Linked DNA regions of Homo sapiens: region 2 is linked to region 1. The links are chromatin contacts, found by Hi-C or POLR2A ChIA-PET in ENCODE. All regions are on one chromosome and are shown on one strand. Each heading gives the region's core, a stretch centred on a gene start or an enhancer-like site at or near the end of the contact. The rest is flanking DNA. Distances are from core to core; before and after follow the strand shown.

The links. A loop is a pair of places that touch in the nucleus more often than their neighbours do. ChIA-PET counts read pairs that join two places held with the same protein, here RNA polymerase II (POLR2A). Pooled maps may share reads with other maps.
Region 2: a map of naive thymus-derived CD4-positive, alpha-beta T cell shows a loop between it and region 1 (14-fold over the local background). The contact joins the promoter of TMTC2 here to the promoter of NAP1L1 in region 1. A Hi-C loop is called at or near these places in 1 of 168 maps with a recorded cell type or tissue (naive thymus-derived CD4-positive, alpha-beta T cell) and 4 of 50 pooled maps. POLR2A ChIA-PET finds 5 or more read pairs at or near these places in 1 of 52 experiments (T-cell).

What each region holds. Positions count from the first base shown.
Region 1 is chr12:76,081,741-76,087,699 of GRCh38, forward strand. It overlaps NAP1L1 (nucleosome assembly protein 1 like 1), which reads right to left and starts at 2,945. Exons shown (of 15, transcript NM_004537.7): 1 at 2,827-2,945. LOC124902970 (a long non-coding RNA gene) reads left to right here and starts at 3,345. Exons shown (of 2, transcript XR_007063379.1): 1 at 3,345-3,427; 2 at 4,471-4,993. RefSeq lists silencers at 2,260-2,329, 2,380-2,439, 2,510-2,559, 2,700-2,779, 3,220-3,379 and an enhancer at 2,675-3,216.
Region 2 is chr12:82,685,522-82,691,081 of GRCh38, forward strand. TMTC2 (transmembrane O-mannosyltransferase targeting cadherins 2) reads left to right here and starts at 1,385. Exons shown (of 12, transcript NM_152588.3): 1 at 1,385-2,148. The coding sequence starts at 2,066. RefSeq lists silencers at 336-415, 1,266-1,365, 1,936-1,985, 2,346-2,405 and enhancers at 846-995, 1,016-1,225.

The DNA of each region.
Region 1 (5,959 bases), core at 1,695-4,194:
TCATTGTGCTAAACGACTTACATATGGATAGGTGTAAAGTAACAACTCTCTCCTTCTAACCCCTATTCTGCCCAAAAACTTATTTAGATGAAACTAGTTTGAAATGGAACTTAAAATCATCAAATTATAACAGGTTCCTTTGTGTAAACGCTGTATTACTCTTTGACCCCTTTACCCTTTCCTTCCTTTATAGCTCTCATCACAATTTAACATTCTACATCTAAGCAACCAATTTGCCTCTTTTGCTCATGACATAAGATACATGTCCATACAGGTGCTAGATAGTTACCCAAAGACTAAACTGAGAACACAATTACAGGTTTGATTAAACTTGAAGATCTGAATACACTGATCATTAATATTTTGATATTGATGAGTCATTCTCTCTAATCCTTTGTTTCAAATTTACAACCAAGAAGTGAATAAAATATTGTATTTTGACATCTTCAGACCTTTGAAGTCCAACAGATACTGCTTCTTTAGCCCCTTCTACAAAAAGACCCTTAGTTTTGAATATATTTTGAGAATTTAGAATCAACTCAGTTTTACCAGGAGCCAACAGGAGCAAGCTGAATAAAATGAGATGGCATTTTGGATTACATTAGTTATGGTACAGGTATTCGTTTCAAAAATCTCATTAAAGGCCAAGTGCAGTAATTTACCATATTCAGTATTAGCTTTATAATTCTGCAAATCAATGGGCCTAATATAAAAATAGGCACTTTGTAGCAGATAAAATTTAGAAAGATATTCAAATTGGTATAGTGAAAACTTTTAAATTTCTATTTACTAACATAATGTTGACTTGGAGAATCTATGAAAGTCAGGTTTTATGACAGAAGATGTCCAAGTCCACCTACCAGGGTTTAGTTCCATACATTCTCCAAAGGACAGTATTCTTAGAACTAAACTATAGATTTAGGCCATTTATTTAAACTTGGGCAACTTCAAACAAGCTTGAAACACAAGAGTGCCTTGAAAATAACTGTAAAAGTCATTTACTTCCCTTCGATTTTTAAATGGTACCCTATACATAAAAGGTTTTTCCCTTATTCAATCAAAGGTAATGTATATTACTTCCAAAGTATAGGAGTATTAATTTAAGCTGACCAAAAAAAGAGGACCCAGATACTCGTTTCCAAAGATGTTTTGAATCCACCTATTTTCAAAAGGCCAAATTTCATTTTACAGCTCTTGTGAAACCAGGCAAGCAGTGTAAATTTTAAAATGCAGCAGTGGGATATCTTCAAATGTAGCAGTGAGATTTTTAAAATGTAGTTGTTTCAAAACTGATCAGTGACCGTCTAAAATACGGGCTCCTTGAGGACATCCTGCGCCTGGTTCATCCTTTTTGCACTCTCAAAGTCTAGCCTTCCCAGATGGGACCTCAGTCCCAGCCCCCCTACACTGCCATCCCCCAGATCTTTAGGGCAGTAGGGTTCATTGACAAGGTTGCAGGCTACAAACTTGGCAAAGTTTATACTAACACCTCATTCCATCCCACCTCCCATCTTAAAAAGGAAACCGTTAAGTATCTTATTCTAGTGACTTCAATAAAGGAACTAATTTATAAGACAGCCAAGAACAATTAAAGTCATAAAGGGCCAAACATTTTATTTTCATCTAAGAACCGTTTGCAGGGGTGGTCCGATCTTTTGGCTTCCCTGGGCCACACTAGAACTGTCTTGGGCCACACGTAAAATACATTAACTAGCTGATGAGCTTTTTTTTCCAAAAAAAAAAAAAAAAAAAAAACCTCATGAATTTGTGTTGGGCCACATTTAAAGCCGTCCTGGGCCGCGGGTTGGACAAGCTTGGTTTAGGGGTTTAGATCGATCAGGATCAATACTCCCCAAATAAAAAACCCTGATCAAGACACCCATCTAACAGTACCTGGGAAACACAATAACAACCTTTTGCTAATAACAGTTAATATAAGCGCTATATACGCGTTAACTTTTTAAAATACTAGCAGTGGAGGCCCTTCCTTATCATCAGCTAACATCCACAATCTCTGGTACCAATAAAAAGATTAAGACCAAAGAGAAGCAGGGAAGAGTTTGAAACCCAGGGACAGGGCTTACTCGCTTACCCTTCCTTTTCACATTCCACCGTCTCTACAACTTTCAAAGTAAGCACAGACCGAGGGCAAGGGTCTCCAACCAGGCCCAGCCAGTGGCCATGAAGCCCATTACCACGTGTGGAGCGAAGCCGCCGGGGGTTTCCCCTCCCCGCGCGGCCGCCCCCAATGGGCGGAGAGCCCGGGAGCGTCGCAGCCTCCCCCGCCCCCTCCCCGCCTCGGGGACTCGTCCCTCCACAGCCCCTCCCTCCCGTCGGAATTCGCAGCCTCCGCCGTTCTTTTCATCTCCCAGCGGCCTCCCTCCTGGTATTATTTTTGAGGGAAAAGCAGGGGGGTGTCCAAGAGGCGGCCGGCTCTGCACTCGGCCCGGCCCGTACGCCGGGGGCCTCCCGGTCCTCGCGGCGCAGCCGAGTCTCAGGGCACCCGGGCGTCACCGCGGCCTCGCTCCGGTCCACGCGGAAAAGACGGTGGAGCTCAGAGAACCTTAGGCCTCCAGGCCGCGCCAACCCCTACGTCGCCTCAGCCGTCCCCGATAAAAGCGCTGGTCGGCCCCGGGGCCCCTCTCAGGCTCCGGGGTCCGGACTCCGCGGTCCTGTCCGACCTCACAGGACGACCCCGGAGGCCACGGGCGGCCAGCGGCCCCGACTCCCGGCTCCCAGTCCCTCCATCCCTCCGGCCCTCCCATCTGCGCAGGCCGCCCAGCCAACACCACGTTCCCCCTTCCCTTCCAGGCCCCCATCCGTTACCGGCGACTAGTATGGGGAGCCAGGCGGCCGGAGCTGCGCAGGCAGTGACTCAGGGCGGCAGCGGCAGCAGCAGCGGGAGGAGCAGGAGGCGGCGCCGCGAGCAGATGGCGCTAAAAAAGACCCAAGAGCCCGCCGCTCGCGCTCATATACAATTAGCGTCAGCACGTAGGGCCCTTTCGCCGCCCTCCTCCCGGCCTTGTAGTCTCCCAGCAACGCGAGCGAGAGGCGGGTCCAGGCCGGGTTGCCTAGCAACTGAACCGTCCTCCTTCCCCGGCGACCTCCATACCCCCACCGAGGACTCCTGCAGCCCCGAGGCCCAGGCGCCGCGCTTGGGCTCCTCTGGTTCCCGCCGGTGTCTAACCTCCTCTGTTAAGCACCCCACCATATCTTTTCTCCCTGCTGAGCCGGAAAGGAAATTTCAACCCCATCAGTTGTGGGGAAGGCCTGGCCCGCGTGCCCGGCGCCCGGCCCGCCCCGCCCCCTTCGGCGTTGTGCTGGGAACGCTCAGGGCTGGCGCCAGTCGCCTGGTCCCTCGCTCGCCGCAGCCTAGACGGCGGACGCTCCCTGTCAAGGCCTAATTCCTGCAACTCGCCGGCCCCCGGTAACCGTTTTCCTTCCCCGCCTAAGAAAAACAGTTTTTTCCTCTAGACCACTTCGGCGGCCTCTTCTGACAGTTTTGCTTCTCCTATGCCAGCGGGTCTCCGCGCCTTTAGGGGGTGCTCGTCATCCTTTGCCCCCCAACCCCCCGCCACATCCTCGTAACTGATGTACAGTCCGTCAGTTCGGCTTCAGTTCTTTTGACGGATGAAAATGGCATATTTGTGCATTCTCTGGATGCGTTATAATGAGGACACTCAGTACGTCCGTTGTTTCATCTTTCTGAAAAAGTAAATCACATTAAATCCTCAGGCTTGTAAAACCTCATAGCTAATTTTCAAGTGATGATGAATTGACTAATACTAACTCAAAAAGTTGTTCTCAGAGTATGGTCTGAGGGTCCCCAGACCCTTTCATGGGGAAGGTCAAAACTATTTCCATATTAATGTCAAGACTGCCTTTTGCATTCTCATTCTCTCACAAGTGTACAGTGGGGTTTTCCGGAGGCTACGTGACATGTGATAAGGAAACAGACTGAAAATAGAAGCAGATAGGAGAATCCAGTCATCTGCGGTTAAACCAGACGTTAAAGAGATTTGCAAAAACTCGATTTGGGGGCAAGGGGGAGTAGTTATTTTTCATATAAAAATTATTTTTTGTTAATATTTGATTGCTTTATTGTTTTTAAATGAAATACTCTTAAAATTTCTCACTTTTAATTTCTGATATAAATATCAGTATCAGTAATGCACATAAAAGTTCTTTGGGGTCCTCAACTTTTAAAGGAGTGTAAAGGAATCCTAAGACCACAAAGTTTGAGAACCTCTTCTCTAAATCTTGCATTTATTGAAACTTCAAACTGCCTAGAATCCCCTATTGTAATCCACACATTTAGCAACTTTATCTTCCGTTTTAGGGGATACAATGTTTTCCTTGGCCCTCCAGAACCTCATTGAAATTATTTGCCTTCCCACTCTATACTGCAGACGACTCTGTTTATTCATTCATTTTAGTTTTTCATATACAATTCCTTTGTTGTTCTCATAGCCTATTCCTGTACACCCTTCTCAACAATGATGTAATGATACAAGGAGCATAATAGCATCAATAATGGATCTTCAGGAAGAACCCACTATACATAAACAAGGTAGACCAGTGCTCAGTTTGAACATAAATTTGACACATTAATTTCAATAAGAACTTCAGGAATGTTGCATTTTAATCAAAGCTGTGCACGATGCAAGGTAATTAGCATATTAAAATGAACTAAATAACTTTCACTTTCTTTCCATAAATCTTTATGGTAGCAGAATTTCTGAGACAAAATTGAGAAGTTAGCTTTTGTGGTGGTTTTTATCCCACACCAGAGAGCCTCATCAATTTTCGGCACTTCGCTCATGAAGGCTCTGGATTTTTTAGGTTTCACCACCCCCCCACCAACCCCTATAACTTAGGTGTTATCATTACCAGTACATATGCTCTTTCCCCCTTTTCTCCAGCTTCCTCTTCTTTTTTCAGTGTATCCTAGCCAATCTAAGAAACTAAACAATAAAATATTTCTAATAATGCATGCCTTTGTAATATAGTCTTTTGAACCAGTTTGTAAATCTAAGTCTTTGCCATTAAAGTTCAGGGAAGGGCAGACATTTATGCATTCATTCAACAAATATTTATGTCAGGCACAACTTCGGACTCTGGAAATACAGCATTTAGTAAGAAAGACACGGTTCTTGATTTTATTGAAGTTATGGTCTAGTGAGGTGAGGCAAATGATTAGAGATAAAATAATTTTACTAATAAAATATTAGTAATAAAACAATTTCACTTATCAATAATAAATAATTGATAAGTGAATGCTATAAAGAAAATAAAATGAGAAAAGGGGTAGGAGGTGACTGACCTGAAGATACCTTTGAGCTTTTTTTTTTTTTTTTTTTCGACGGAGTCTCACTCTGTTGCCCAGGCTGGAGTGCAGTGGCGCGATCTCGGCTCACTGCAACTTCTGCCTCCCGGTTTCAAGCAATTGTCCTGCCTCAGCCTCCCGATTAGCTGTGACTACAGGCAGGCGCAACCACGCCCAGCTAGTTTTTTTGTGTTTTTAGTAGAGATGGGGTTTCACCATGCTGGTCAGTCTGGTCTCGAGCTCCTGACCTCAAATGATCCGCCTGCCTCAGCCTCCCAAAGTGCCGGGGTTACAGGTGTGAGCCTCTGCATCCGGCCACCTTTGAGCTTTTTACATTGGCCCCTCTTATACCCCCAAATCACACAATGTAGTTAACTCATCTAACTTAATTGCAATAAATGGTGACCCTGGTCACTGATCTTGGGCCATGCGAAATTTTCTGTTGCAGTTCCTTTTCTCATGCTCTCTTTGGAAGCATATATACTAAAATTAAAGGTCCTTTTTTCTCTATCTCCCATGATTTTCATTTGGTAGACTTTTATAGCATTGTAGCCTGGAGGCTTAGAGGGGTGGCTTTGGAGTCAAACAGCCTATTTTGTCCCCATTTTTCTACCACTTAATAGCTGTGTAACT
Region 2 (5,560 bases), core at 135-2,634, 6.6 Mb after region 1:
CATAATTCCTTTTATTTTTGTTTACATATATTTGTCCAGGGCACAAAAAATGTGCTACTGTGGATGGCATAACAGGTATAATATTAATAAATATTCATCATTTTATCTGTGTGTATCCAATACAGATTTCTCAGATTTCCTTGTGAAATCAGGGAAATATGTAGCTTTGTTCTACAGAAGCCCAGACCACGGTATTTTCTTTCCAGGCCACTGCTAGACACCCAGGGGGCTCAATTTCTTGCCACAGTTTCGGAGAGCTTGCTGGTTAGGTGCTGCTCTTGGTTGGAACCAGTCGGCCCGCATGCAAAACAGACCTGTCTTCCACACCTTGTGGTTACTATGCAGCAGGGGGCGCTGCAGTAGTGTACATCGCGGTGCACCGGAGCTACTCTCCTGGCCAGAAAGCCAACAAGCCGGGAGGAGGCGTGTCAGGCAGCCCTGGGTCCTCTTTGGTCTTGCAACTTTAGTACCCAGAGCTTGTTCTACACAGACCATTCTACACCATATTTCACCATGTTGGATGCTTTCCATCCAGTCCTGCCTCCGAGCGGAAAGGAAAGGGCATTAGCTTACTGCCTTACTAGGTTTAAGTATAATGCTGTACCGGCTTGCACTAGAGGTTTCTCTCCTGTGTTCTCAGGGTCAACCCGACAGTCCCTCTGAAACCACGAAGGGGTCCCCGGGCAGTTGCTGCGGGGTGTGTGTGTGTCTTTCTTTCCCTTTTTGGGGTCCTTTCTTTTTAACCTTACTGAAGGAGGAAACGTTTCTCTCCCTACACGTCTTTCCACTGACATTGTGGCCAACCGTAGGCTAAGAGCTGAAATCTCTCCTTCCTAAGTTGCCTCCAAGCTCTCCAATACTACCTCCTCCCCCCCATTTAGTCTCACACACAGTGTGCGTGAGAGATCGCCAGTGAGTTTGTGACAACCGAAGCTGCAGCAGTCGCCAAACCTGTTCTTCCTCTCCCGGTCTCAGAAGTCTCTCCAGCTGACCGGACTTACGCCTGGCAGCTCTTGGCACACACAGCGCTGTGGCTGAGATTCAGCCGTGCCAGGCGCTGCCAGGCAGCAGCGGGGCGACCGACCACCTCCTCCTCGACCTCCTTTCTCCCAGCTTCCCCTCCCAGGGTGCACTGTATCTACTCCTTTGGGCTGTCTTCCAGCCGTCGCCCTTGGGTCCCGGGGGCTTTCCAGAGTGAAATCGAAGGTGAAAGAAACAAGAGGACGGGAGGCTGGTAGGAGGAGCCTCCAGGCCGGGGAGGGTGGGAGGAGCCTCCAGCCCGAGGGGCAGGGTAGGAGGAGCCTTCCGGGAGGATCTGGGTGGAGAAAGGGGCTGGGCCAAGCCGGGATGGAGGGTTGGTCACGCAGGCGCGGGGGGCCGCGTCGAGAACCCCACGCGGGAGCTTCTGGAGTCTCCAGCCACCGCTTCTCACTTCACTGGAGAAGGGAGCTGGGGCTGGGGCTGGGGCTGGGGCTGGGAGGGAGCTAATAAACATTGAATGTGCAGCAGCTGCCTTGGCGGCCGGAGTCCGCCCGAGCGACACCGGAGCAGTGCGCCCGGGAGGCGGCGAGGGGAGGCGGTTCGCCTTGTCCCTCCCACCCGCGCCTCTTTCTCTCTCTTCCTCCAGCTGGTCCCAGAGCCCGGCTTGGTCCGGTCCCTCTGCCCCCATCCCGCACCCTTCCACCTCCTCCGAGTCCCACTCCTCACCTAGGACGCCCCAAACTGCCATGGGTTAGGGTGGGGATCGCGACCCGCGCGAAAGACCAGCCCTGCGCTTCCGCCGGGGGACGCGGAGCCCAAACGCCGCTCACCGCTTGCGGGCGCCGGGCATGGGGAGTGTGGTGTGAGCCCGCACCCGGGGAGGACGCAGGAGCTGCGGAGACGGGCGCGAGGAGGAGGAGAGGAGTCGTGGATTGGAAGGACCCGAGGGAGGGAGGGTGGGGAAGCGAGGGAAAAGTGAAGCTGGGAGGAGAAGGCGGCGGAAGGTGGAGATTGATGCTTCTGTTTTTTGTTGCCGCTGCTGCCCTCGCGCTGGGAGCCGAGCCGGAGGGAAGGCGGTGGAGAGATGATTGCAGAGTTGGTGAGCAGCGCTCTGGGGCTCGCCTTGTATCTCAACACCCTGAGTGCGGATTTCTGCTATGATGACAGGTAAGGGGCCGAGAGGAGGGGGCGACGGGCTGCAGGGGGCACACTCCGCAGTGGCTCTGAAGCTTCCCTCTTTAAGGCTCAAAGTGCGTCTTGGAGGAACTGGTTCAGCACCTGATGGTTTAGGCGACACGTAAACATTAACACCTAAATCAAACACCGGGGACGTGAGGCGCGCTGGGCGGGCCGAGGGAGTTTCCGCTCCTAGTTTGCAGCAGGTTCTCTCCCTTGCTTCTCGGCTGTTGGCAGACGCTTGAGTTTCTTAGCGGAAATCCCGGCAATTTGGGAAACTGTTTAATGAACGTATTAAATTAAAGTCTTAGGTATTCCTTGATGCAACAAAGCACATTAAGTGATTTTACGTCTGGTTGGGAGGAAGCCTCTCCTCGATCCCTGATAGATCCTCCCTGTCCCGTTTCCTTTTATTGATGGGACACTTTTATTTCCCGAAGTTAAAACACACGTTTGATAGTTGCCAAAATTGTGAAAAGGGAGATCGTTCTCTGCTTTAACTTTCCCTTTTAACGTGTATAGACTTTTACTTTGAGCCAAAATAATGCTGCTGATGGTCTCTCCCGCCGCCCTAGCCTCCTTCACCAATCCATTGGGCAGCACTTTATAAAAGCCTCGGCTTTCTCATTTCTGTTTGGGAGTTGTACATTAGATGTTAGTGGTTCTTTTGTACTAATTGGAGAAGAAGACGCCCCTAGAGACTGAAGTTGTCTTCTGCACTTAGGTTAGTTTGGGTGGCTAATGAGACCTGAACTGTGTTGTCAAAGAAACTGCATCGATTTCTGGAAAATGTCACCGTTGTGTTGGTGTCTCTTCCTATCTTTTAAACGTTATTAGTGTTCAGAAAGTGATGAAAAGCCCCTATATCCATTAGGGAAAATTCCAATTTGTGTCCTTCCGGTGTCTTAATCTGATTACAATTAAAACAGATGCATAATTAAAATATATTAGGGATAACAGCACGCCTGGCTAAACTTATTAACCGTCCTGGGGTGTTTCATGCTCCATTGAAATTAAACCATCCAAAAAGTGAGCACAGATTTACTTTGACAGCTTTTCAGCAGCCTCTCTGAGCTATGAAAAGTGAATGGATCCCCAGGGTTAGGGCGAGGCAGTGAGAGCACTTACGCAAAGTGGTTGACAGTGAGGGGAGGTGAAGGCAGAATCTTCTTCTCGTCGTAATTAGCCACATTCTGTATTCTCTGGTGTGCCCATTCTCCTGCTAAAAGCATCTTCACATCTCTGTTAAAAAATCACCTGATAATAGGTGCCAGAACATCCAGCAAACCCGTCTTAATGCATTTTATGTAGTGCCTACCAGAGGCTAGTTGATAGGGAACCACTGTTAGACATACATTTTTTCTTAACTTTTACGCAGCATACTGATTTTAGCAACTACACAGCATGCTCTGAGAAATGGTCTGTAGGAGTGAGGTAAATTTCTGTTCTCTCCAATTTTGTGTAATGGTGCACCTGCTATTTCTAGCATATTCGTGGAAAAAGCCCTTGTTTCCAAAGATGGGTGACTTTTCACTAAAACCAGCTTGGGTCAGTGTGGGCAGTTACTGGCTCTGTTGGGGGCGGTTTGAATAGTAAGCATTTAAACCAAGAATATAGAGTTTATTTAAAAAAAGAAACTTACTATAATAATGCAACTTGATGGGTGACTTTTCACTAAAACCACCTTGGGTCAGTGTGGGCAGTTACTGGCTCTTGGGGGCAGTTTGAATAGTAAGCATTTAAACCAAGAATATAGAGTTTATTTAAAAAAAGAAACTTATTATAATAATGCAACTTGTTATAGAACACGGTGGTGAATCAAGTATTCCTATTGTATGCCCTTGTTCATTGCTGTCTAATCCTTAAGAAAATACACATCAGAAGAAGCCATTCTTTAAAAATTAAGGTTAAATTTGGATATGCATTTTTCTATAGGTATAATTGTTCTGTGCTCTTGAGTCATCAGAAGTGTTAGGACTGGACCTTGTAACTTGGAAGAATGGTGTGAGTGTGATGATAAATTAGTTGTGCTTTGATGGTTGGCAGTTGTAAGTTTTTCAGATGCAATAGTCTAATGGAGTGTTAAAATTCGTGACTTCTATCTTGTAGCTACATAGGTGAATATAGTATGATTATTTGCCCATATGATTTTATTGATAGCATGCTCAATATGATGTCTAGATAGTATATATTGATAAAATATTGAGGGCCTGTAACTGTGAATTATACTTTGCTACAATTTGAAAAGTGTATTTTACACTGATTTCTTAGCAGAACTACATATGCCATCACATATTCTTAGAATGTGAAATCTTAAGAGCAGCAAACTTTGTTTTTATGTATCCTAGAAATTATGAGACACATAAATAGGAGCACTGAACTTATTTGTTGTATGCACAGCCTGTTCAAGTGATTCATTGTGAAGTTACACTATAAATTGTGGCTTTTCTGATATATTTTCTATCTAACTACTGTAACTCACTGGTGTGTGAAGGGGGAGGAAAGCTGGGGAGCCAAGTGTAAACTGTAGGATGATGATAATTTGTTTATTTCCGCTACTACATTTCAGATGCAAAGATTCATGTTTAAAACATTGCTTAAACTAGACCTGTGGATTCTGCTGCCCTCCAGGAACTTTTGTGAAATCCAGTTCTGTAAGGAGAGGCCAGTGCCAGAAGTGAAGGGAGAAGCACTCAAGGGAGATGGCTGTTATTCCTGACTTGCTTAACTAAATCATTATTGCTGTGGTACTTCTCAAGGTTATCATTTCTTTTAAATATAGTGATCGTTTACTTTATAAACTATATATAATTTCTTTCCATGTTTGATGTAGCTTGGTTGAAATTAAATGGTAACATGAAACTTTCTTATAGCACAATCAATTTCTCTATGGTAAAATTTAATATTTTACAAGTGTTTCTGTGCTAAATTTAAGAATATGCCTCTGATGTGATGAAACAAACAGTGGAGGAGAAGAATTCACAGTATCTGATGAAAAAGGGTATGTGGTTTCAGCTTCATCCTCCCTCCCCTTGCTTTCAATCTAGTATTGAATCTTAAGTTGTGGTTAGAGGAAAATTGAAATTAACAATATGCAGTCTTTGCCAAATTTTAAGTTATGTTGTATGTGATTCCTTAAAGGATTTTCTCTTATTTTCTGGAGAAATTTGGTGTTTAGGTCAGTGGTAAAACTTCTCTGACCCAAAACTCTCTGCATTCTTACGCATTTGTTGAGGATGACATGGCATCACTTTTTTCTTATCCTTTTTAATAATACTGTTATGAGTTTCTTATGGAGATAACACCATGAGAGGAGTCAGTTTACTTCAAAGCAGACAAAGGTAAACAAACCATAACTGTTCTAAACTTTAGAAGTCTGATTTCACTTAGCACATATCTTCTA